2 separate regions of the Homo sapiens genome follow, and region 2 is linked to region 1. The links are chromatin loops, found by intact Hi-C in ENCODE. Cell type or tissue: OCI-LY7. All regions are shown on one strand. Links, peaks and the distances in the headings refer to the core of each region. The heading gives the core; the rest is flanking DNA. Region 1 overlaps FGF12 (fibroblast growth factor 12). Region 2 has its middle 110 kb from the start of FGF12-AS1.

Region 1 (2,816 bases), core at 165-2,664:
GTGCTGGGATTACAGACATGGGCCACCATGCTCAGCCAACAGATAAGAACTTTAAAACAGCCACTATAAATATGTTCTAGAGAAAACATATCTCAATGAAAAAAAAGAACATAATGAATAAACAATAAACAGCAGAAAAAATATAAATGATTTTTAAAACCCAATAAAAATTTAAGAACTGAAAGGAACCATATTTGAGGGAAAATATTACTGGATATAATTAATTATAGGCTGGATACTGGCACATATAAACAACTCGGTATTTGTGTGTATTATGTATGATTGGAAAATATCTTGAAGCTTACACAAGCTGGTAATAGTGTTGGCTCCTGGGAAGGGATTTGGTTGGCTAGGGAGCAGAGATATAAGAAATAGACTTTTTTTTTTTCTACATGTATTATTACTTCAAGTAATGAATTTAGGGGAAAAATTCTGGGTCAAGTACAATTAATGTACTAGTTAAATATAGACTACAGACCTCCAATTACTAATAGGGTTTTATTTCAAATCTTATAAAACATATATTCTGAAGTGCAAATTTACTTACCCAGGCTCACAAAACAAAGATGACTATAAGGATATACCATAAGTTTTCCTAATCCCATATAAAAGAATGGCCCCTTCCTCTGAAAAATTACTGAAGGAAGAAAATCAATGAAGAACCCATGAAATAGGCAATCTCTAAATGGACTCGTTGAGTATAGGAGGGAATGAGAATAAATATGTTTACTTACCCCATCGTCTATGTCCTGCTTAGACCACCAGAACTACACTGGACCTCAGTACAAGGGATATATATTAAAGCAAACAAACTCATCATTCTTTGAACTCTACTCGCTTCATTTTTCAGTATTTTCATGACTCAGATCAATCCCAACATCCAGGGGGCCCTGAAATTCCTCCTCCAACACTACCTAATTTTCTAATCAAAGCTGGAATGAAGGATGTAGGCTCTCCAGAAGATGATGACATTTCACCTGCGAATATGCAGTAAAGGGCTTTTATTGGGGGTCTTATGTTCCTGTAGGCATGACATAAAATTATGCCTACGGCCATGGGGAAGAAACAACTCCAGAATTTGTTTGTGTTACTTGTTTGCTCATTGGGTTTAAATTATACATTCATCTAAACATAGACTTCCTGCAGGTGATTACAATGCTCAGTGACTGAAACATTTCTCAGTGAGGAGAGACTATAATGGTCAATGAAGGAGAAACGTGGACTGGGACGCAGCATGTGGTGCAGTATTGCTGAGATATTGATGTGAGTACAGCAGACACCTCAAATCCTTTTTATGGATCTGGAGAGCATGTAAGATTTTTTTTTTTTAGAAAAGCAAAGAAGCCCCAACAACATGAAGATACCCAGCAGTGAGTAGGCTGAGATCTGACATCATATCCTTAGCAGAGCTAGAAACGCACATCTCACAGGTGTTTTCTGCTCAGACTCAATCAAGCCTGCATGGACTGTCACTCCAGCCACGTTCATTTTAACAGCCTAAAGAGTAATCTGCTAGATAAACAGTTCTGATGGCACTGAAAAGCCGGGGCTGTGTTTTTGAAAAAAATCTTTGCTGCAATGCTTCTTGCTGTGATGGTGTGTCCTCAGAATGAGAATGCAAAGTAAACACCTGCACCACCAAAGAAGAATGAAGACAGAGAGGCCTGGTTCACTTTATGCTTTATTTCTAAAGTCCCAGGAATATCATTTACCTGTATCATGTTTTGGATATACTACCATTTGGACAAAGAGATCACAAGTACACTTGTTTAATTTCATAAAAGGTACTAAAAAGAAAGTTCATAAGCTCTGTCCTCATCATAGAATCCTTGAAATCTAAAATTGCAAATATGTAGTTTGACTCTTCACTTTACAGATGAAGAAAGCAAGGCTGAGCAGGGGAAGGAATTAACCCGATCAAGACCATGGCGCTAAATAACAGCAGAATAAGGATTAGAACCTGCTCTCCAGTCCAGGGGTCTGCCCTCTCTTTGCCACAGTGGGTGCTTTGCTTATGATTTATGCGCTTTCGTAGATTAAGAATGATTAGCTAAAATAGACTTTTATAATCCAGGCATGGTGGCTCACACCTGTAATGCCAGCACTTTGCGAGGTCGAGGTGGGCAGATCACTTAACCCCAGGAGTCTGAGACCAGCCTGGGTAACATGACAAAACTGTGCCTCTACAAAAACATACAAAAATTACCCAGGCATGGTGACAGGTGCCTGTAGTTGCAGCTACTCAGGAGACTGAGGTGGGAGGATAGCTTGGGCCTGGGAGGCACGGGTTACAGTAAGCCAAGATTTTGCCACTGTATGCCAGCCTGAGCAACAGAGACCCTGTCCCCCAAAAATAAAATAAAATAGGCTTTTACTTTTAATTCAGCATATTTTCCATTAATCAAATGACTGACCAATGTGCTTCGGTTAATATAATAGTTGTTTTCACTTTGCTTACCGATTAGAGTGAATTCTCTGCTTTTAGACATTTTGGCTGCAGGTAGGAAGTTATTTGCTCTTGATTCCATAAAGCAGACACTAGTAATGTAAGAGCTGGCAAAGGGCAAAAAAGGGTGATTCTTTTTATATGAACAGGATAAAACCAGAGTAAGCTTGACCGATGGTCTGAATTAGAGATGGTGAATGGAGAAAATACTGTATTTTTCAAAGTAGAATTGCCATGTGTGGGCAAAGGGAACAATGGGTGAAAGGTCAGGGGAAGGCCAATCCAACTCTGAAAATCAATAGCCGTACTGCTACCTAATGATGCTATCAATGCACATTTTGAGTTCATTTGTGATTCAGAACTTATGATT
Region 2 (2,816 bases), core at 306-2,805, 51 kb before region 1:
GATCCTTGGTTCCAAGAGAGTGAGGCTGACCACCACTGTCGTCCATCTGGATTGTCCTTTCATTGTTTGGACCTGGATGTGGGCACACCAGAAGTGCACCTCAGAGTGGGATAACTAAAACCCTGGCTTCCTTGATATAGAAGGACCCCAAGGAACCAGAAAGTATGAAAGTTATGGAGAAAAAGGAAAACTCAGGAAATCAATTCCAAATAATTGTTTATAAATTTTGGACTCGTTCCCAAGCTTGCACATGTGGATCTGATGTTATTTAGTGTACAAAAGATAGAACTGAAGATACACCACTGCCCAATGTCTGAGACTGGCCACTAGGTGGCACATGAACTGGACTGATCCAAATAGTACTGCGAATGCTTTGAAGACTATGCTAGCATTGCAACCACAGCACACAGGAGAGGCAGATTCGAACTTAAGAGTGAACCTAACCAGGCTGACTCTTACTAAACGAAAATGTCAACATTCTCCATAGGATTTAAAGAAGTCCCAGAGTCTCATAACATAACATAATATTCAAAATGTCCAGGATACAATGAAAAAAATTTTGGTATGTAAACTATCAGGAAAATCTCAACTTTCATGGGGAAAGACAATCAACAGATATAAATATGAAGTAACAAAGATGTTGGAATTATCTGATTCTTGAAACCAAAGGAAAAATAGAAAGTACACAAAATAAATGGAAGCTGTCAAGAAGTACCAAATGAAGATTTTAGAATTATAAAAATAACAACAACAGTAATAACTTCCCCCTCAAAACAAGAAACAAACAAAACAAAATTTAAAACCCTCCTTTGACAGGCTCAGTAGCAGAATAGAGATGACAGAGGAAAGAATCAATGAACTTGAAGAAAAATCAATAAAAATGATTTAATCAGAACCATAGAAAGTTTTCTTAAAAAATGAAAAGTTTAACAGAACATTAGACATCTGTGGGGAAATAACAAAAAAACTAGTGTTTTTGTTATTTGAGTCCCAGAAGGATAGAAGAAAAAGTGCAGTGCAGAAAAAAGTTAAAGAAGTAATCGATAAAAATGTCCCCAAATTGGCAAGAGAACTGGACATAAAGATTCAAAAAGCTCAGTGAATGCCAAACAGGATAAAAGCAAACAAATCCACACCCAGAAGCACTGTAATCAAACTGCTAAAAATTAAAGACAAAGAAAAAAGCCCAGAAGCCACCCAGAAAAAAAAGATTCGTTATCAATAGAAGAACAGTGACATAGCTCAGAAGGAAGTGTTGAAAGAAAATAACTTTCAACTCAGAATTCTATACCCAATGAACGTATCCCTCGGGAATGAAGGTGAAATAAAAACACTTTGAGAAGAAGAAAAACTAAGGGCATTTATTGCCTTGCAGACCTGATCTAAAGGCATTGTGAAAAAAAAAAAAAGCTCTTTAGGATTTTAGGATGAAGGGAATTAATATAAGAAGGAAACATGGAACATTAACAATGAAGGAGGCTGGACACAATGGCTCACACCTGTAATCCCAGCACTTTGGGAGGCTGAGGCAGGCAGATCACTTGAGGTCAGGAGTTCAAGACCAGCCTGGCCAAATGGTGAAACCCCGCCTCTACTAAAAATACAAAAATTAGCCAAGCGTGGTGGCATGCACCTGTAATCCAAACTACTCAGAAGGCTGAGGCACAAGAATCACTTGAACCTGGTAGGCAGAGGTTGCAGTGAGCCGAGAATGTGCCACTGCAGTGCAACAGAGCAGAGCGAGACTTTGTGTTTAAAAAAATAAATAAATAAATACAAAGAAGCAACAATGAAAATGGCAAATGTTTGGGTAAGTATAATAGATTTTTTCCCTAAATAGTGTGTGGGAGTTGAAAGCAGAAATTACAACATTGTCAAATGAGATTTCAATGTATGTATATAATCATGACATAAATAGGAAGCTAAAGTGATCCAAATGGTAGTAAGCTTTCTACATTCAGCCAAAAGTGGTAAAATATTAATTCTAAGTAGACTGTAAAAAGTTAAATACATATATTGTAATCCTTCGTGAAATAACAAAAAAGAAGTCAGGAAACAGAGAAATGAAAAAACAGAAATAACTAACAGAAAACAAATAATAAAACAGTAAACCTAAATCCAAACATATCAAGAATTACATCAAATGCAAATGGTCAAATCACATCTATTAAAAGACACAGATTTTTAGGGTGGATAAGGAATATTAGACAATCAAATTAATCCCTGCTTTGAAAACTGTCTTTGTCTTACAATGAGGAAACAGAGATTTAGAGGAGAAATAAATTGTTCAAGATCCTACAGCAACCAGATTTAGAGGACAGTTTTTCTAAATTCTTAGATATTGCTTCCTACTACTTCACAAAAGACCTTGTCCCAGCCCTCTAGGGTATTGCTGGGATAAAGAATAAGGAAGTGGGAACAGCTAGATTGCATTGTTTCAGGACTGAATTCAGAGTTAAATGTCAGGAGGGTCCTGACCCTGTGCCAGAGGAGTATGTTACTAGGAAAGCCATTGAAAAAGCCCATCATCATATAGGGAGGTAGTCAATAATGGCTAAAGTGGCATCAACCCCATAGGGGTCATACTGGGTATATTAGTCAGGATTCTTCAAAGAAATAGAACTAATAGGATACACACATGCACACACGCACACACACACACACACACACACGGAGGAGAGGGGAGATTTATTATGAGGAATTGGCTCATACAATTGTGGGGGGCTGAAAAGTGTCATGATCTGCCATCTGCCGTCTAGAGATCCAGGAAAACCGGTGGTGTAATTCTAACCCAAGTTCAATGACCAGAGAGCTGA

The links. Hi-C counts contacts between places; a loop is a spot of excess contacts. Peaks named below come from ENCODE experiments on the same cell type or tissue, not always from the same donor. Only the 100,000 strongest peaks of a DNase experiment are listed, where the experiment ranks them.
Region 2: it touches region 1 in a loop (5-fold over the local background); 4 of 110 quality-filtered maps call a loop at or near these places.

The regions. Positions count from the first base shown.
Region 1 is chr3:192,181,873-192,184,688 of GRCh38, forward strand. The region is part of intron 4 of FGF12 (fibroblast growth factor 12); the gene reads right to left. Among named protein-coding and RNA genes, the nearest start is that of FGF12-AS1, 55 kb to the right of the region's middle. In OCI-LY7, for the core only: no CTCF peak of the experiment used is centred there; DNase peaks (open chromatin) are centred at 1,459 and 2,209; H3K4me3 peaks cover 2,254 bases; H3K27ac peaks cover 2,500 bases.
Region 2 is chr3:192,130,393-192,133,208 of GRCh38, forward strand. No RefSeq gene overlaps it. Among named protein-coding and RNA genes, the nearest start is that of FGF12-AS1, 110 kb to the right of the region's middle. In OCI-LY7, for the core only: CTCF peaks have their summits at 328 (motif pointing right) and 527; DNase peaks (open chromatin) are centred at 349 and 1,699; H3K27ac peaks cover 1,886 bases.